2 separate regions of the Homo sapiens genome follow, and region 1 is linked to region 2. The links are chromatin loops, found by intact Hi-C in ENCODE. Cell type or tissue: endothelial cell of umbilical vein. All regions are shown on one strand. Each heading gives the region's core, and the rest is flanking DNA. Links, peaks and the distances in the headings are about the cores only. Region 1 overlaps LOC105377763 (a long non-coding RNA gene). Region 2 holds the start of LTC4S (leukotriene C4 synthase).

Region 1 (9,880 bases), core at 1,291-9,290, 130 kb after region 2:
GGAGGCAGAGGTTGCAGTGAGCCGAGATCGCACCACTGCGCTCCAGCCTGGGCGACAGTGAGACTCCATCTCAAAAAAAAAAAAAAAGAAGAAGAAAGGAAAAAAAAGTCCAGGCGTGGTGGATCATGCCTGTAATCCCAACACTTTGGGAGGCCAAGGCGGGCAGATCACTTGAGGTCAGGAGTTTCAGAGCCACCTGGCCAATATGGTAAAACCCCGTCTCTACTGAAAATACAAAAATTAGCCAGGCATCGCCGGGCATGGTGGCTCACACCTGTAATCCCAGCACTTTGGGAGGCTGAGGCAGACAGATCATGAGGTCAGGAGTTCAAGACCAGCCTGAGCAATATGGTGAAACCCCATCTCTACTAAAAATACAAAAATTAGCTGGGTGTGGTGGCACCCGCCTCTAGTCCCAGCTACTCAGGAGGCTGAGGCAGGAGAATCGCCTGAACCTGGGAGGCAGAGGTTGCAGTGAGCCGAGATTGCACGAGATTGCGCCACTGCACTCCAGTCTGGGTGACAGAGCCAGACTCTGTCTCAAAAAAAAAAAAAAAAAAAAAAAAAATTAGCCAGGCATGGTGGTGTGTGCCTGTAGTCCAAGCTACTCGGGAGGCTGAGGCGAGAGAATCGCTTGAACCTGGGAGGCAGAGGTTGCAGTGAGCTGAGATCATGCCACTGCATTCCAGCCTGGGTGACAGAGTGAGACTGCATCTCAAAAAAAAAAAAAAAAAAAAGGCCAGGCATGGTGGCTCACGCCTGTAATCCCAACACTTTGGGAGGCTGAGGTGGGCGGATCACGAGATCAGGAGATGGAGACCATCCTGGCTAACACTGTGAAACCCCGTCTACTAAAAATACAAAAATTAGCCGGGTGTGGTAGCACGCGCCTGTAGAAGCTACTTGGGAGTTTAAGGCAGGAGAATCGCTTGAACCTGGGAGGCGGAGGTTGCAGTGAGCCGAGATCGCACCACTGCACTCCAGCCTAGGCGACAGAGCGAGACTCCGTCTAAAGAAAAAAAAAAAAAAAAAGGAAGAAGAGATGAGGGGGTCTCACTACGTTATGTTGCCCAGGCTGGTCTCGAACTCCTGGGCTCAAGTGATCCTCTCACCTTGGCCTTCTAAAGTAGTGGGATTACAGGCATGAGCCACTGCACCTGGTCTACCTTGAACTTCAGATTTCTCACGTCCCACTGTCCCCCGCCTGCCCTTGTCAAGGATGCTGTGCCCTCCCTGTGGTTAAGGCTTCTGCCTAGTTTTCTATCCTCATCGCAGTGCATCAGCAGCGTCTCGTGAGTTGACCCCTCCTCCTTGAAACCCTGGCTTCACTTGGTTTCTAGGGCACCATGCTCTTCTCATTTCCCTCTGATTTACCTCACAGGTGTGCCCTCCCAGTGTCTTGCCAGTTTCATTCACTCTCATTTCTTTGAGGTATGTGCACAATGTATCCTCCCTTCCCACTTCATGTTTTCTTTTGTTTTTTTTTTTTTTTTTTTGAGACGGAGTCTCGCTCTGTCGCCCAGGCTGGAGTGCAGTGGTGTGATCTCGGCTCACTGCAAGCTCCACCTCCGGGTTCACGCCATTCTCCTGCTTCAGCCTCCTGAGTAGCTAGGACTACAGGCGCCCGCCACCACGTCCAGCTAATTTTTTTTTTGTATTTTTAGTAGAGACGGGTTTCACTGTGTTAGCCAGGATGGTCTCCATCTCCTGATCTCGTGACCCGCCTGCCTCAGCCTCCCGAAGTGTTGGGATTACAGGCGTGAGCCACCACGCCTGGCCCTTTTTTTTTTTTTTTTTTTGAGATGCAGTCTCACTCTGTCACCCAGGCTGGAATGCAGTGGCATGATCTCAGCTCACTGCAACTTCTGCCTCCTGGATTGCAGCAATTCTCCTGCCTCAGCCTCCTGACTAGCTGGGATTACAGGTGTCCGCCACCATGCCCAGCTGATTTTTGTATTTTTGGTAGAGATGGGGTTTCACCATGTTGGCCAGGCTGGTTTTGAACCCCTTATCTCAGGTGATCCACCCACCTCGACCTCCCAGAGTACTGGGATTACAGGTGTGAGCCACCGTGCCTGGCCCCCACTTCTTGTTTCTAGCACCCATTAACACTTGACCTACTACATATTGTATTTATTCTTAGTCTCCTCCAACTAAAACATAAGCTCTATGGGGTTTGTTGTTCTGTTCCCGCCTGTATCTCAGTGTGGAGAAGTGCTCCCCACTTATTTGGCCCTCTCCAAATAGTTGTATTGCTATTTTTATTTTTATTTTTTTATTTATTTTGAGATGGAGTCTCACTTTGTCGCCCAGGCTGGAGTGCAGTGGCACAATTTCAGCTCACTCCAACCTTCGCCTCCCAGGTTCAAGCTATTCTCCTGCCTCAGCCTCCCAAGTATCTGGGACTGCAGGCACACACTACCATGCTGGACTAATTTTTGTATTTTTAGTAGAGACGGGGTTTCACCATATTGGTCAGGCTGGTCTCGAACTCCTGACCTCATAATCCACCCGTCTCAGCCTCCCAAAGTGCTGGGATTACCGGCGTGAGCCACCGCGCCCAGCCTATTTTTTCTTTGAGACGTAGTCTCACTCTGTTGCCCAAGCTGGAGTGCAGTGGCGCAATCTCGGCTTACTGCAACCTCTGCCTCCCGAGTTCAAGTGATTCTCCTACCTCAGCCTCCCAAGTAGCTAGGATTACAGGTCTGCACGACCACGATTGGCTAATTTTTGTGTTTTTAGCAGAGGTGGGGTTTTGCCATGTTGACCGGGCTGGTCTCAAACTCCTGACCTCAACTGATCCGCCCACCTTGGCCACCAAAGTGCTGGGATTACAGGCGTGAGGCACGATGCTTGGACCTCTCCAAGTACTTCTAGAATGAACAAAGCTCCACAAGAGATAGGCACCTGAATCCAGAGGAGCAGATACTGCTTAGCCATTGTCACAGATTTCTGCACCCTTAGGAGGCAGGAGAGGTGTCCAGGATGCTGTTGGGACTTCTGGTTATATCTGGTCAGCCCTGCTCTGACTGAAGCTGCAGCTGTGGCTCATGGTTCTGTACCCTGGGTCACTCTTCCCAATCTCTCTCCCCATGTTGACCAGGCTGGTCTCAAACTCCTGGCCTCAACTGATTCACCCACCTTGGCCCCCAGAGTGCTGGGATTATAGGCATGGAATTACATGGATTACAGTTTCCTGGAATGTCCCAAGTTAACTATGCCGAAGTTCCAGGATCAAGCTCTGTTTTTGTGAGGATTCAAGCTAAGGCAATGAGTAATAGAGGTAGCACTAGAAGACAGACCTAGCGATAGGAATCTAAAAGTAGATCACTTACCATTCGGAAGGCAACAAAGACACACACACACACACACACACAGTTGGTGATAACCTTGTGTCCTGAAGCATGAGACTCTTACCTGTGGTAGATAAGGAGATAGAAGTTGAAGAGAAAGCTTGGCTTATGCAGTAGCTTTGTCACTTGAAAGATGTGGAAGCAGCTGCTGTTGCAAGGATTATGGAGGTGGCTAGCTTTTCTAAATCACCTTAGCAGCTTTGAAGCAAGAGAATGAAAGATGCAGTTCAGCCTGCTATCTACTCAGAGTATGCTGTGAAAGGCAGGAACTCTCCCAAGACAACATGTAAAGAAAACCTTGCTTCCGTGGCCAGGAGGCAGAGCATGCTGAAAATGAGAACCAATATTTCATCACAAGAGCAGCAGAGCTGCAAAAGACACTTGTGCATCCTCAGCAGGTCTCCTGTACTAAAGTGGGGGCTTCTATTATTTTTATTTTTGTAGAGACGGGGATCTTGCTATGTTCCTCAGGCTGGTTTCGAACTCCTGGCCTCAACTGATCCACCTGCCATGGCCTCACAAACTTCTGGGATTACAGACATGAGCCACAGTAACCGGCCCATTGGGTGCTTTTAAAGGAATAAATGGGACTCTAGGCCTGACGTGGGATGTTTGGGTGGATGTACCAAAGAACCTTGAGCCCCCAGAGTCCCCTGAAGCATCCTGGCCAGCAGAAACTGCCTTCTTCCCATTGACAGAGGAGGACAGCTTCATCTAGCCTGGAGACAGTGCAGAGATCTCCCCGTTACAGGTGAGTACCCTGTAAGATAACACTAATCCTCCTCAAGATCCACCTCCTCTCATTGCCTCCAGACCAACAAGCAGGATCACATCTCAGCATAGCCCAAGCAGTGAAATATTTCCTACCCTAGGAGGAAATCACTCAGTCACCCAAAAAGTTGCAGGACCTGGGAGAACACTTGCGGGAGCGATCATGAGGGTACCAGATCCAGGTGGGGTACCAGATCCAGGCGGGGAGGGGGCAATAGAAGACCGGTGGGGCATTGATTGACAAGGGTGCATGCCCCAAGACTCAGGATTTAAAGTCCTGTCAAAGGACAGCTGGAGCTTGTCTTCACGCCAGACGGCTCCCGGAAGCTTGGACACCATAGTGGCCTACCATTAATGAGGTAGAGATGAAGGCTCAGGGAAGTGGGAATGTTAGAACGGATTTATTACATGAGACCAGAAGGTGTTTCATGGAGCTGCCCAGAGGAGGCGCTCTTCACTAAGGCAATGCAGAATGTGGACGTGAGGGGGCACTGGTGTCATAGAAAGCTGGTGGTGGCTGTGCTCTGTGGCTAGGAGATGCTGCCATGGAACTTGGCTCCTTAGTGTCTTGGGGATGACACGATTCTGGAATGGCATTTAACCATTCTGGATGGCAACATTTAACCCTCAGAAGCCAAGAGGGCTCTTATACTGTGTAGCAAGATTGGAATGGCAACTGTGGGAGGGGGAGTGCTTCTCAGGGATCTATGGCAATGATGATAATAGGTCATTGATGGGCAGCCAACCAAAGAAAGGGAGGCAGACAGTGACTGACAGAAAAGGTTGGGAACAAGGATGAGGGTCATGCTGCAGAGATCTGACAGTCTTCCGCTGACAGTGCCATACCCCTGTGGGAAAGACAGGAAAACCTCCAAATTAACTGAAATTCAGTTTCTACCACTACATTAGAGTGGCAGGTTTGACCTACAGATTGAATTACAGAAAGATATTTTAGGCCAGGTGCAGTGGCTCACGCCTGTAATCCCAGCCCTTTGGGAGGTTAAGGCAGGAAGATCGCTTGAAGCAAGAAGTTCAAGACCAGCCTGGGCAATATAATGAGACTCCCATCTCTACAAAAAGAAAATCAAAGAAAAAGAAATTTTGTTTTGTTTTTGAGAGAGTCTCGCTCTGTCACCCAGGCTGAAGTGCAGTGCTGTGATCTCAGCTCACTGCAACCTCCGCCTCCCAGATTCAAGTGATTCTCCTGCCTCAGCCTCCCAAGTAGCTGAGATTACAGGCACCCGCCACCACGCCTGGCTAATTTTTTGTATTTTTAGTAGAGACGGCATTTCACTGTGTTGGCCAGGATGGTCTCGATCTCCTGATCTCATGATCCACCTGCCTCGGCCTCCCAAAGTGCTGGGATCACAGATGTGAGCCACTGCGCCCAGCCAAAAGAAAAACATTTTAAAACCGTTTGAGAATGTGGAGTGAGCTATACCAGCCACAGGGACGAAGGAGGAGGCCAAGCAGTAAGAGATGCTAAGGAATGGCCTGTGGGGAAGTAAATGTGACGTATGCATCGGAAGCAGACTCAGCAAGCAGCAGTGACGAGACCAGGACCTCAACCTGCAGCTAGGCACTCTGAAGCCCCTAACACAGGTGACAGGTGGCGTCTGGGACTGTAACAAGTACCAGTAAAAATTGTCAGTGGCGGCCAGGAGCGGCAGCTCATGCCTGTAATCCCAGCACTTTGGGAGACGGAGGCGGGTGGATCACTTGAGGTCAGGAGTTCAAGACTAGCCTGGGCAACTTGGTGAAGCCCCATCTCTACTAAAAATACAAAAACTAGCTGGGCGAGGTGGCGCACACCTGTAGCCCCAGCAACTCGGGAGGCTGAGGCAGGAGAATCGCTTGAACCCGGGAGGCAGAGGTTGTAGTAAGACGAGATTACACCACTGCACCCCAGTCTGGGCAACAGAATGAGACTCGGTCTCAAAAAAAAAAAAATTGTCAGTGGCGATTGTGCAGGGATGGTTGTCCAAAATAGAATATTAGCCAGAAAAGCACAAGAAGCACAAATCTTTAGAGGAAAAACTGACCCTGCAAAGCCCAGAAGTCCTTGAGGCCGGGCGCAGTGGCTCATGTCTGTAATCCCAGCACTTTGGTAGGCTGAGGCGGGCAGATCGCCTGAGGTCAGGAGTTCAAGACCAGCCTGGCCAACATGATGAAACTCCATCTCTACTAAAAATACAAAAGTTAGCCGGGTGTTATGGCATCCACCTGTAGTCCCAGCTACTTGGGTGGCTGAGGCAGGAGAATCACTTGAACCCGGGAGGTGGAGGTTGCAGTGAGCCGAGATTGTGTCACTGCACTCCAGCCTGGGCGACAGTGCAAGACTCCATCTCAAAAAAACAAAAACAAACAACAACAACAACAAAAAACAGCCTGAGCAACATGGCCAGACTCCATCTTTACAAAAAAATTTTTTTAATTAGCCAGAGGTAGTGGCATGCACCTGTGGTCCCAGCTACTCTGGAGGCTGAGGCAGGAAAATCGCTTGAACCTGGGAGGTTGAGGCTGCAGTGAGCTATGATCACACCACTGCACTCCAGCCTGGGCAAAAGAGCAGGACTCTGTCTCAAAAAAATAAAAATAAAAGGTGCTTGAGAGAACGTGTGCAGGGTAAAAAGGGTGAAAAACATATGCGACTGTGCCACAGCCACAGGTCCCATGGAGGATCCATGCATTGGCCTTGTGTTGGCCAGGATGGAGCTGTGCCCTCCTTTCCGTAGGGGCCCCAGGGTGTCTGATTACAGCTGGCAGGGTGTTCTCCAGAAAGTTACCTGCCTGTCCCATGTCTGGCCAGGAGTACAGTGTTCACAACCACAGTCCCCACTTCTCTACTTTTCCTGCCTGCATCTTGCTTAGCTCCGAATGGCTTCCCACTATACACTTTAATCTTGCTCCTGCCAGACATGGTGGCACATAGCTGTGGTCCCAGCTACTTGGGAGCCTCAGATGGGAGGATGGCTCGAGCCCAAGAGTTCGAGCCTGCAGTGAGCCATGATTGTGCCCCTGTACTCCAGCCTGGGCAACCGAGCGAGACCCCATCTCTAATAAAAAAAAAAAAAGACCTAGCAATGTCCACACATCTAGCCGGTTCATCCTGTGACTGCAGGGTATTTCCCAGCGGGGGAGTGCCATGCTTTTCCTCTCTGCCTGATGGAAGGGGACAGTCAGGCTGGTCCCACTTTGGGGCCCTTTCATCACCCAGGCTCTGGTTCAAGGCATAGCCTAGCCCTCTCTCCTGGAGCTCCAGCTGGAGCAGCCACTGCTTCACTGGGCAGGAGGATGAGGGACATGAGAGGGTGGCCCCAAATCAGGGCTGATGATGGAGGTGGCCCCGGCAGGTCTCTGCTCTGACCTGGGGGCCTCATTTCTGCTCCTCAGCCCAGGTGGTGGCTCGATGAGCAGCATTACCACAGGTCTGGGGCCTGGATCTGGATCTCAGCCCGTCAGAAGTGTGAAAGCCACACAAGGAGCTCCTTGACCCTGCCATGGCGGTTGCCACAGCAATGCCTCCCTGGTCCCCTTTGCAGCTATGCAGAGAGATGGGGACATCAGTACCCTGCAGACAGAGGGGAAATGGCCTATGCAAACCCAGTACAAAGCATATTTTTAAACCTAGGGTAATAATTAACACTCGCCCGGCACAGTGGTGCCCACCTGTAGTCCTAGTCACTCTGAAGGCTGAGTCGGGAGGACCACTTGATCCCAGCAGTTTGAGGCTGCGGTAAGCTATGATTGCTATGAGCTACAAGCAAGACCCCATCTTAAAAACCCCAAAAAACCTTGCTCCTGCCTCAACCATCATCTCCAACACTTGTGTGTTGGTCTCAACTCTCCTATGACACTCTCGAGACAGTCCCACCCTTAATGATGCCCCTGGCCTGGGCAGTCTGGAAGCACCCCTTCTCTGCATGGCCTTGCTTGCTGCCTATGCTCACACATGTCAAAAAGAGGGTCCAGGCCAGGGGTGGTGGCTCATGCCTGTAATCCAAACATTTTGGGAGGCTGAGGTGGGCGGATCACTTGAGATCAGGAGTTCGAGACCATCCTGGCCAACATGGTGAAACCCCATCGCTATTAAAAATACAAAAATTAGCTGGGTGTGTTGGTGTGCACCTGTAATCCCAGCTACTTGGAAGGCTGAGGCAGAGAATCACTTGAACCCAGGAGGCAGAGGTTGCAGTGAGCTGAGATCGTACCACTTGCACTCCAGCCTGGGCGACACAGTGAGACTGTGTCTCAAAAAAAAAAAAAAAAAAAAAAAAAAAGGAAGGTCTAGATAACTTAGAAGCCTGGCCTAGTTCTTTCCCACGTGCACATGGGAAATGATGGCTGCAGAAGCCTGGTGGCCACTGGAGTGGACTGTGTAGGGACCAAAGGCCCATGACAGCCTGCTGGGTCTCCAGGAACAGTGGAAAGAAGGAAGCCTATGCTGAGACGGGATGGGCCTCGTGTGGGGCTGGGGAGCATGAGTGGCCCCAGGCTGGGCCTGCACAGGCTGCCCCTGGAGCCACAGAGCAAGGGCTTTGGCCCCTGCCACACTGGAAGCCATCGTCAGTGGTGTGTCTGCTGCTTTCTGTTCCCTCCTAAGATACCGCACATATAAAAACCTAACAATACTGTAATATCAAATACTTAGTCTATTTTCTCCCAGTCCTGTGTATGTCCTGAGAAGGGAAAGGCAGGTGGCAGGGGCAGTGGGAGCTGGGACTCGCAAACCTCAAGCCGACCTGTGGGGAGACAGAGATCAACCAGTCACAATGCGAGGTCTTCATTTGCCTCTTGATTCAAACAAACCTAACAAAACAGAACAACATATACCACCAACAAAGGCAACACATAAGACAACTGGAGAAGAGTGAAAATGGACCAAATATTTTTTTTTCTTTTTTTTGAGACAGAGTCTCATTCTGTCACCCAGGCTGGAGTGCAGTGGCGCAGTCTCGGTTCACTGCAACCTCCGCCTCCTGGGCTCAAGCTATTCTCCTGCCTCAGCCTCCCAAGTAGCCAGGAGTACAGGCGCACGCCACCACGCCCAGCTAATTTTTGTATTTTTTAGTAGAGATGGGGTTTCACTATATTGGCCAGGCTGGTCTCAAACTCCCGACCTCATGATCAGCTTGCCTCGGCCTCCAAAAGTGCTGGGATTACAGACATGAGCCACCGTCCCCAACTGGATCAAATATTTTCTATTGCAGTATTCTTAGATTTCTACTGCGGTATTGTTAGATGCATGCATGACATGTATAGATTAGGATTATAGGTTTTTTTTATCCTTATCTTTTGAAGATATTACTAGAGTGTTTACAGATAAAGGGATATGATGTCTGCCATTTGTTTCCAAGTAGTCTGGGAAGTCAGTAGAGAAAATGGGTGGGTCTATATAGGAAAAAATTTGGTCATCAATTATTATAGAAACTGGATGATGAGCACCTGTAATCCCAGCACTTTGGGAGGCCGAGGCAGGCGGATCACGAGGTCAGGAGATCGAGACCATCCTAGTCAACATGGTGAAGCCCCGTCTCTACTAAAAATACAAAAAAATGAGCTGGACGTGGTGGCAGGTGCCTGTAGTCCCAGCTACTCGGGAGGCTGAGGCAGGAGAATCGCTTGAATCCGGGAGATGGAGGTTGCAGTGAGCCCAGATAGCACCACTGCACTGTGGCGACAGAGCGAGACTCCATCTAAAAAAAAAACAAAAAGGAACTGGGTGATGAGTACATGAGGGTTTATAATACTGTTCT
Region 2 (9,880 bases), core at 982-8,981:
GTGGGGGGACAGAAGCTGCCCACCCAGCGGCTTCTCTGCGGAGCCACAATGGAGGTGGAGGGGTCTGAACTTCTGAGGCCCCGCCCCGGCCCACAGGTGGAGGACCAAACAGAACCTCGATTACTGCTTCCTCATGATGTACGCGCAGTCCAAAGGCATCTACTACGTGCAGGTCAGCCCCAAGCCCTGCGTTGCCCTGCCCTGCCCTGCGCCGCCCTGCCCTGCGATGGGTCTGGTCCATCTGGGTGCCCTTCCTCAGCCCCAGCCCCTCTCTGCTCACCTCGCAGCTGGAGGATGACATCGTGGCCAAGCCCAACTACCTGAGCACCATGAAGAACTTTGCACTGCAGCAGCCTTCAGAGGACTGGATGATCCTGGAGTTCTCCCAGCTGGGCTTCATTGGTGTGCCCCTCCCCTTACCTGACGGTGCCTTTCAGTCCCACCTGCCTCTGCCATCCTCTCTCCCAGTCCCACTGTGTCCACTGTGAGCCTTTGCCCAGGTGGGCCCTGCCTGGTGTGCGTGCTACAGCCCCACCTGGCCTGTTCTCATTGCCTGTGCATCAGACATGTCTGCCCTCATCACCTGTCTGCCTCCCTGCCCCGTTATGCCCACACCTGCCTGAAGCCTGCCCCTGGGTTTGCTGTGGGACTCGGGGGCCGCTGCAGGGAGAAAGGAAGTAGGCAGAGCAGCACTGCCCACTCAGGCCCCTCCCCACCAGGTAAGATGTTCAAGTCGCTGGACCTGAGCCTGATTGTAGAGTTCATTCTCATGTTCTACCGGGACAAGCCCATCGACTGGCTCCTGGACCATATTCTGTGGGTGAAAGTCTGCAACCCCGAGAAGGATGCGGTGAGCAAGAGCTGGCGGGACTGGCAGGGGCAGGGCCAAGGGGCAGGCAGCCTCCACCCCAAACTGTGTCCCTGTCCTTGCATCTGCTCACATAGAGCACTGTCAGCTGTGGGAGGGCCCTGGTAGTCCCCAGGAGAGGCCGTGTTGAGGAAGGAGGGCTAAGCCGAGCCCTGGGGTGTTGCCCACCCTCCACAGAAGCACTGTGACCGGCAGAAAGCCAACCTGCGGATCCGCTTCAAACCGTCCCTCTTCCAGCACGTGGGCACTCACTCCTCGCTGGCTGGCAAGATCCAGAAACTGAAGGTGGGCTGCACTGCACGCTCTCCCTAGGCCGGGATCAAGGTCGGGGCCCACGCCATCACTGCTGTCCCTCCTCCGCTGCAGGACAAAGACTTTGGAAAGCAGGCGCTGCGGAAGGAGCATGTGAACCCGCCAGCAGAGGTGAGCACGAGCCTGAAGACATACCAGCACTTCACCCTGGAGAAAGCCTACCTGCGCGAGGACTTCTTCTGGGCCTTCACCCCTGCCGCGGGGGACTTCATCCGCTTCCGCTTCTTCCAACCTCTAAGACTGGAGCGGTCAGTGCCAGCACCATGGGTCTGCGATGGGGGCGGGGCTGGGTGGCCCCCAGGGTGTAGGCTTCACCGGCAAGTTATCCTCACGTTCTTCAGTTTCCGCATCTGAAGTGGGCCTCGTAATGGTAGCTACCTTGTGAGGACTAAGTCAGGCAGCCCCTAGGAGCTCAGGGATGTTTCCTGTCACCATCCTCCCAGAGGAAGGCCCTGGTCTCTTTGCACAGCCTGACAGCTGCCTGGGGGGCCCTCCTGGCGCAGGCCTGGCCTTTCTCTGCTGGGCCCTGGGTGCTGTGCTGGAACGCTGCCCCTGCAGCAGCTCACAGGCCTGCCTGGCTGCAGGTTCTTCTTCCGCAGTGGGAACATCGAGCACCCGGAGGACAAGCTCTTCAACACGTCTGTGGAGGTGCTGCCCTTCGACGTAAGTTCGGTGGGTGTGGTGTGCACTGAAGCCGGGCCTCCTGTGACCACCTGCCTCAGCCCTTGATTCTGCCCCCAGAACCCTCAGTCAGACAAGGAGGCCCTGCAGGAGGGCCGCACCGCCACCCTCCGGTACCCTCGGAGCCCCGACGGCTACCTCCAGATCGGTGGGTAGGGTTTGGGGGAGAGCGTGGGCTGGGGTTCAGGGACACCCTCTCACCACTGCCCTCCCACAGGCTCCTTCTACAAGGGAGTGGCAGAGGGAGAGGTGGACCCAGCCTTCGGCCCTCTGGAAGCACTGCGCCTCTCGATCCAGACGGACTCCCCTGTGTGGGTGATTCTGAGCGAGGTGAGGCTGGGCAGGGCCAGGCCAGGCACGGGGAGCAGCCAGGGAGACCCTGGCGGAGCTCAGAGGCCCTGCTGACCCTGGGTCCGGCTCTTCCAGATCTTCCTGAAAAAGGCCGACTAAGCTGCGGGCTTCTGAGGGTACCCTGTGGCCAGCCCTGAAGCCCACATTTCTGGGGGTGTCGTCACTGCCGTCCCCGGAGGGCCAGATACGGCCCCGCCCAAAGGGTTCTGCCTGGCGTCGGGCTTGGGCCGGCCTGGGGTCCGCCGCTGGCCCGGAGGCCCTAGGAGCTGGTGCTGCCCCCGCCCGCCGGGCCGCGGAGGAGGCAGGCGGCCCCCACACTGTGCCTGAGGCCCGGAACCGTTCGCACCCGGCCTGCCCCAGTCAGGCCGTTTTAGAAGAGCTTTTACTTGGGCGCCCGCCGTCTCTGGCGCGAACACTGGAATGCATATACTACTTTATGTGCTGTGTTTTTTATTCTTGGATACATTTGATTTTTTCACGTAAGTCCACATATACTTCTATAAGAGCGTGACTTGTAATAAAGGGTTAATGAAGTGTGTGCCTCAAATGTGAGCGCCCTGGGCATCTCCCTCTGCCCCTGCGGTTGGCTTCATTTGGTCTGTGCCCCAACATGCCAACTAAGCCTGGCACTGGGCCTCCCCAGCCAGCATCAGCAGCGACCTTTCCCTGCTAAGTCAAGGAGCCAGCCTGGCCTGCAGGCGCGGGGTCCAGCCCCTGGCTGTGCAGCTGCAGTGCCACCTCGGCGCCAGCGTACCCCCCTTCCTAGGATCAGGCCGCAAAGTCTGTCACTGGTGAAACCAGCTCAGAATCTGGGACCACAATGCCTATAGCAGGTCCCCCGAATGTCTCCCCCATGTCCAAGGCCTGCGATGAGGCCTTCCCTTAGCTCCTCAAGCTGAAGGCATTTCCCAGCCTCCTTGTTCCCCTCCGTGTGTCTCAGCTTGGTCCTCATCCTGGGTCCCCGACACTCCTCTGGCACATTAGGGTCTCCCGCTCACCTCAGGGCCTTTGCACACACTGTTGCCCCTCCTTGGAAAGCTCTCCTTTCTCCGTTTCTCCTGCATACTTGGCTAAAAGTCACTTCTTTGTTTCTGTGGGCCTCCCCTGGATCCCCAAGGCTTCTGGACATTTCCTTGAGACCGCCTGTCACTGACTCACTTCGTTCCCATGGTGCCCGCAGCTCTGCGGACCTCGGAGGGCTGCCCTGAACACCTACAGTTAACGAGGGGGATCCAGTGCTGACCAAAAGAAAAACCCCTGCCCTCACCTGGGGAGAGAGCCACAGGCTCTATCTAGTGTCAGCTGTGAAGGCCAGGGGACGAGGGACTGCGGCGGCTGAGAGTCGAGGGAAGGCCCCTGAGGAGGGGGACCGGTGAGGAGACCGCTGAGCGCTAGGAGGGTGAACCCCGGCAGGACTGGGCGGCCTTGTGACCCCGAGGCTGAGTAGGGAGTGGGGTAGGAGGTGAAGACCGGATCCAGTCCCGCCCCAGGGGGAGGGCTCGTTCCTTCGCAGCCACTCTCACGCCGCCACTAGGAAGCCCGCCCCGGGCTGCCCGGACTCGGGCTGGGCCCCTCCAGGCTCCGTAGCCCGCGGTGCGCCACCCCCGCGGACCCAGAGAACGCAGCCCGGGTCTCGGTCACTAGAACTTTAATGATAGAGACTAGGATGCGGAAGCGAGCGCCCCTCCCCGGGGCAGCTGGAGGCTCCGGCTCTTCTTTCCCGGCTCCGTCGGCCCGGGGGCCTTGGTCTCAGGCCCACGGCAGCAGCGTCCGGAGCCGTCCGAGGAGCGCGGCGCGCAGCGCGGCCGGGAGGAAGTGGGCGAGCAGGCCGAGCGCAGCCAGCGCCACCAGCAGCCAGAGGGCGCGCGCGCTCGCGTACAGCGGTGCCAGCCTGCGGGCGGCGGTCAGCGGGGAGGTGGCGCGAGGAGGCCCGCTTCTTCCCCGCCGCAACCCTGGCCCCACGGGGACTTCCTCTGGCCGCCGCCAGGGCTCGCCCACCGAATCCCCAAAGGCGCTGGGCTCCGGCCCGTCGCCCGCCCCCAGCTTCGGTCCCGCTCCCCAGGAGCCCCGCCCGCCCGCGATCTTTCCCCGGCCCCGCCCCGCTCCCCGCCCGGCCCTCACCTGAGCTGCGCGGAGCGCGCGTAGCCCTGGAAGTAGCGGAGGCGCGCGAACAGGTAGACCAGGCCGCACAGGGCCGCCGCCCCTGCGAGAGGTACGCACGGGCCTGGTGAGCGCCCTGCGCGGGTCCCGGGGGTCCAGCGCGTGCGCCCCTGCCCCACACCCCGACCTTCATGAAAGAAGATGCCGGCGACCCAGAGCGTGGCGAGGAACAGCGGGAAGTACTCGCTGCAGTTCACCCTGCGGTGGGCGGGTGGGATGAGCGCGCCGGCCGGGATGGTCCTGCGACCCGGACCCGCCTGGGGCTCGCTCCCCGCCCCGCGCCCTCCCGCCGCGCCTCACTGGGCTCGGTAGACGCGCTCGAACTCGGGTGGGCCGGTGGTGAGCGGCGGCGACACGCGGAAGGCCCTGCGCGCCGAGATCACCTGCAGGGAGAAGTAGGCTGGGGGAGGAGGGGGAGCGGGAGTCAGGTCTGGACACCCGAAGCCCCAGAGATGGGAGTGGGAGGGATCCTGCAATCTGGCCCTTCACTTGGCCGTGTCCTCTCCTCCCTAAGGCGGAACCCCGCCCCCTCCCCGCCCGAGGAGACCTCTCGTCTCACCCATCCCTGGCCTGCCCTGTGTCCCTGACATTCAGCGAGGAGGGCAGGGCTGAAGCCTGGGGCGCAGAGAGGCCCTGTCCCAACCTGTGAGTGTATGGGGGAGGGTGAGTGATTCAGGCACAGGGACACCTGCTCCGCGAGAGAGACCACTTGAGTCCTTGTTTCTGAATCATTTCACTCTCAAAACACAGGCAAATGCAGCTTTCAGGTCCCTGGCCAGGAAGTGCCTCGGGAGTCTGAGGGCAGAGCTGGCTGCATCCTCCCAGGTGCAAGGAAGCACACTCCCTGTAGCTAACAGTCCCTGGTCACCCACCTACCAGCGCCCACCAGCAGGGCCCTCTGACCCTGCCTCAGGCCGGGATCACTAAAGCCTGCGTCCCTGTGCCTCCAAACCTCAGTTTCTCTGTTCCTGCATTCCGGTCCCAGGCCTAAATCTGACAGACACCTTCTCTCCTGCTCCCAGGAGGTTGCAGCTGGGACTCTCCTAGCCTAACCCCAGGACCCCAGGGCTGGGGTAGTTGCAGAGGGTGGGCTGGCCCTAAAGTTTCTCTGTGGGCAGGAGCCCTTCTCTTGGTCAGGTGAGGCCAGGCCAGACCACACACAGACCAGTGCTGGCTGTGCGCTCCCTCCCCAGACCTCCCGTCGGACCATCTCCCCCTGAGTCCTGCAGCCCTGGCACCTTTGGTTCTGGGCCCTCTGCAGATGGGTGTCACAGGGTGGCCATCCAGCTCAGTGCAGGAGCAGCTGGAGGTCAGGCTGGCCTGTCTGTTCAGCCCCTTCAGAGCCCCCTCCCCAGGCTGTGCCTTATCCTAGCCCACACACTGTGGAGTAGTGGTGTCTCTTAGGTGGCAAGGATATCTGGCCAAGGAATGTGTCCTTTAGGGCCAGTCTGAGAAAGGCATTAAGCAGGCTCTTTTTAGGGGGCTGGAGGAAGGAGTCCCACCTCTACCCTGCTCCACGTGGTCCCAGTATGGAGGTGCCTTTGAAGCAGAGCCAGGGAATGGGGGCCGCTTGCTGGGACGCCCAGAGAGGGGACAGCTGGAAAGAGCAGAGATCAGCTTCCCCAAGCCCATGGCTATCCTACCATTTGTCCTGGCACCCTTGCCACCCCCAAGTCCTACAGCTCTCACAGCCAGGTGCCCCCCAGTTCCCTGAAAGTCCCCACCCTCTTCCAGCTTGGGCCTGGGCTGGAGTCCCCACCTCTGCCCTCCACCTGGGCCTAGGGGGCAGAGGGCAAGCTGTAGGGATCTAAGGCCCACCCTCTTCCTAGATAGGAACCAGCCCACCTTGCAGCAGGACTCCCAGGAGGGTGACAGCAGCCAGTAGAGCTACCTCGTCCTTCATGGTACCGTCGGTGTGGTGGCACGGGCTGTGTGTGAAGGCGAGCTGGGGAACGCTTAGCCCCGTCTGCTGCTCAGAGGACGGCCCAGGAGAGGAAGAGCAGCCTCGGTGCTCTCCCCGCCCCATCTCAGTGGAGGGGGTGCACGGGGGTGTGACCATACCACACAGAGCCAGGGAGCCAGGCCAAGCCAGCAGGGAGGAAACCAAAGTCTGGGCAGGGGAGAGCAGCTAGCTGGAGACCGCCTCACCACTTCCTGCTTGTTCGTGCCCCTTCCTTGCCTAGTCCCGCGTGGCAGAGCCCAAGCTGTCCATCTGGGTCAGCTCCAGCTGTGGGTGTGCCCCCTGCTGCACCACCCCACTTTCTCCAGGGCCTTGCAGACCCCCACATCATGCTGGAGCCAGCCCCAGGCTCCCGGCTAACTCCTCCACCCACCTTATCTGTTCCCTGTCCCCATCCAGGCTGTTCCTGGCAACCCCTGCCAAACCCTCCTCTGCGGAAGCCCTTCCCAGTGCCTTTGGCTTCAGAATGGAGTCCCAGCGCCCCCCCAGCCACACTGGGCCCCACAAGCTCTTTCTCCTTCAGGAAACCTCATGCCTGCCAGCCTTAGTCGTTGTAGGGGTTCCATGCACAAGGGCCACCCTGCCAGGAGGAAACCTGTCCAAGGCCCCCTGGGTGGCGGGAGGGTCAGCCCTTGTGGGCCATCCCTCTCCCAGGCCTCTCTTGGGCCTCCCACAACAGTCACCTGCTGTGTCTTTCTGCCCCGCAGCCCTCTTGCCTCAAGGTAACAACCCTCCACCACCTTCCTAGACGGCTGCCCTCCCCACACTCAGGCCCTGTGGTCTGGACAGTGCTGACTCCTGCCCCTTCCAGGCCTGTGAGATGGACACTGAGCCAAGGCTGACTCAAGATGGTGAGATGTAGTTCTGGAAACTTCCTTAGGACTTTGGGACAGGAAACTCAGAGTGGGGAGGGGGACTACGGCGGGCCACCCTGAGGACAGAGCCCACGCAGGGCCAGGTGGAGAGGAAAGGTGGCACCCGAGGACTCCTGCCTGGAGTTCTGGGTGTCTCCCTCGCCCCGCCTGGAGCGCCCCCGGCCGCCCCCCTCGCCCTGCCTGGAGTGCCCCTGGCCGCCAGCCTTCCCAGTTGGGCCTAACGGTCACTTCCTCTTTTGGCTTGAGTGGGTTTGCGGTGGCTTTTGGTCAGAAGTGGCAAAGTCCAGACTGACCCAGAAGCACGGGCAGGAGCTGGGGGAGGCCACAGGCCGTGCTGCAGGGGTCGGGCCGCATGGTTCTGCCCTCGCACCTGGTCCTTCCTTGCTGCCCCAAGCTCAGCTCCAGCCTGAGGCTCGGAGCCTGTTGGGCTCTCTCAGAATCCCTTCTTCCTCCTCTGGGTATCGCCCCTGCCCCCGGAAACCAGATATGCCCCAGCTGGGGGCTCTGTGAGCTCCTCCAGGGCAGGGGCCAGGGCTCAGGCCCGGCCCCTGCTTTAGACCAAGCTGTGACAGTCATCTTGGGGCTCAGTGATGGAGGACTGCCTCCTAGATCCCGGACACAGATGTAGTGCCAGGGAGCGATGGTGGCCGCGTCCTCAGACTCTGCCCACTCAGCCTCCTTCCTCCCTGAAACCTGCCCCACAGGGCCTGCCTGAAGGGTGGGATGCAGCCCACCACGCAGGGGTTGACGCTGGTGCCAGTGGGCTGTGCCCAGGGTGTCTGTGTGCACCACGCATACATACCTGCATGCCCCTTGGTCAGTTGTCACACACCCATGTCTCTGTGCTTGTGGGTGTCCAAGTGTCTTCGTGAGTCCAGGCCCTCCTGTCAGCCAAGCTCTCATTTCCTCCAAGGCCTGAATGTCCTCCCGTCGGAGTTCATCCCCTCAGTCCACAGCAGGAAGCCAAAGCCTAACATCAGCAGCTTCTGAGGAAGTCCCTTGGCAGATGTGCAGGGCAGGGACCTGGGTCTTGGCCCCGGGAGCCCTCCCCGGGTCTCTTGGTTCCCACCTCCCTCCCTCTGAGCCTGCCCAGGCTGTCAGGGCCCTGCCTGGGCTCAAGCCAGCTCAAGCTGACAGGAGGGCCAGCCAAGCCCCCACCCCTGCTCGGGCCACCCAGCTTCCATCTTCCTGTCTAGCTCTGGAGGCACCAGCATCAGGAGGGAAGCGAAAGCTCCTCCCTGAGCCTCCACAGAGCCCTAAGGAGTCTCTGATGCCCACTCACCAGGACCTCTGGGCGGCAGAAAGGCCGGCAGAACCATTGCACAGAGAAGAAATCAGAACTTCTGTGGAGTGGATCATAGGCAGTGCACAACTCAGACCCTGAGCTTGAACAAGAAAGTTTATTTAGAAATTATTTTATATTTGAGACAGGATCGTGCTCTGTTGCCCAGGCTGGAGTGCAGTGGCTCAACATGCCTCACTGCATCCTCAAACTCCCGGGCTCAAGCAATCCTCCCACCTCAAGCCTCTCAAGTAGCTGGGACCACAGGCTCTAATTTTTTTTTTTTTTTTCCAGAGATGGAGTCTTGCTATGTTGCAGGCTGGTCTCAAACTCCTGGGCTGAAGTGATCCTCTGCCTCAGCCTCCCAAAGTGCTGGGATTACAGGCATGAGCCACCATGCTTGGCTGAAATTATTTTAGACTTACAAAAAAGTTGCAAAAATCTACAGTCTCGGCCAGGCGCGGTGGCTCATGCCTGTAATCCCAACACTTTAGGAGGCTAAGGTGGGCGGATTACCTGAAGTTAGGAGTTTGAGGTCAGCCTGGCCAACATGGTGAAACCCCATCTCTACTAAAAATACAAAAATTAGTCAGGCGTGGTAGCAGGCACCTATAATCCCAGCCACTTGGGAGGCTGAGAGAGGAGAATTGCTTGAACCCAGGAGGCAGAGGATGCAGTGAGCCAAGATCACACCTGAGCGACGGAGCGAGACTGTGTCTCAAAAAAAAAAAAAAAAAAAAAAAAAAAAAAAAAAAAAAAAAAAAAACTTGTATAACCAAAATTCAGTTATAAACCAAGAGATTTCCATTGATACAAGTTAGTAATCAAGTATTTTACGGATCTTATTCAAGTTTCACCAACTGTCCTACTGGAATAGTACAAAGACCTCAAAAACTTTATGCTAAATTGTGCCAGGCTGGGCATGGTGGCTAACGCCTGTAATCCCAGCACTTTGGGAGGCCGAGGTTGTGGACCACCTGAGGTCGGGAGTTCAAGACCAGCCTGACCAACATGGAGAAACCCTGTCTCTACTAAAAATACAAAATTAGCCGGGCATGGTGGTGCATGCCTGTAATCCCAGCTACTCCGGAGGCTGAGGCAGGAGAATTGCTTGAACCCAGGAGACAGAGGTTGCAGTGAGCCAAGATCGCGCCATTGCACTCCAGCCTGGGCAACAAGAGCGAAACTCCGTCTCCAACAAAAAAAAAAAAGAAAAGAAAAGAAAAAAAAAAAAAGGCACAGAGAGGGCCAGGCGCGGTGGCTCACGCCTGTACTCCCAGCACGAGGTGGGCAGGTCACGAGGTCAGGAGATCGAGACCATCCTGGCTAACACGGTGAAACGCCGTCTATACTAAAAAATACAAAAAATTAGCCGGGGGTGGCGGTGGACG

The links. Peaks named below come from ENCODE experiments on the same cell type or tissue, not always from the same donor. Only the 100,000 strongest peaks of a DNase experiment are listed, where the experiment ranks them.
Region 1: it touches region 2 in a loop (2.0-fold over the local background); 19 of 110 quality-filtered maps call a loop at or near these places.

What each region holds. Positions count from the first base shown.
Region 1 is chr5:179,663,309-179,673,188 of GRCh38, reverse strand. The region is part of intron 2 of LOC105377763 (a long non-coding RNA gene); the gene reads right to left. Among named protein-coding and RNA genes, the nearest start is that of CBY3, 13 kb to the left of the region's middle. In endothelial cell of umbilical vein, for the core only: a CTCF peak has its summit at 4,568; a DNase peak (open chromatin) is centred at 4,588.
Region 2 is chr5:179,790,476-179,800,355 of GRCh38, reverse strand. It overlaps LTC4S (leukotriene C4 synthase), which reads right to left and starts at 6,370. Exons shown (of 5, transcript NM_145867.2): 1 at 6,218-6,370; 2 at 4,673-4,772; 3 at 4,500-4,570; 4 at 4,334-4,415; 5 at 3,709-4,103. The coding sequence starts at 6,275. The coding sequence ends at 3,962. MGAT4B (alpha-1,3-mannosyl-glycoprotein 4-beta-N-acetylglucosaminyltransferase B) reads left to right here. Exons shown (of 15, transcript NM_014275.5): 7 at 97-172; 8 at 288-402; 9 at 720-850; 10 at 1,046-1,153; 11 at 1,235-1,428; 12 at 1,765-1,843; 13 at 1,922-2,009; 14 at 2,079-2,191; 15 at 2,288-2,746. The coding sequence ends at 2,311. It overlaps MIR1229 (microRNA 1229), which reads left to right and starts at 2,010; the gene lies at 2,010-2,078. RefSeq lists silencers at 3,730-3,941, 3,786-3,945, 3,966-4,015, 4,056-4,765, 6,311-6,380 and enhancers at 4,575-5,247, 6,731-6,880, 6,901-6,980, 6,555-7,182. In endothelial cell of umbilical vein, for the core only: a CTCF peak has its summit at 4,043; DNase peaks (open chromatin) are centred at 4,025 and 6,485; H3K4me3 peaks cover 1,388 bases.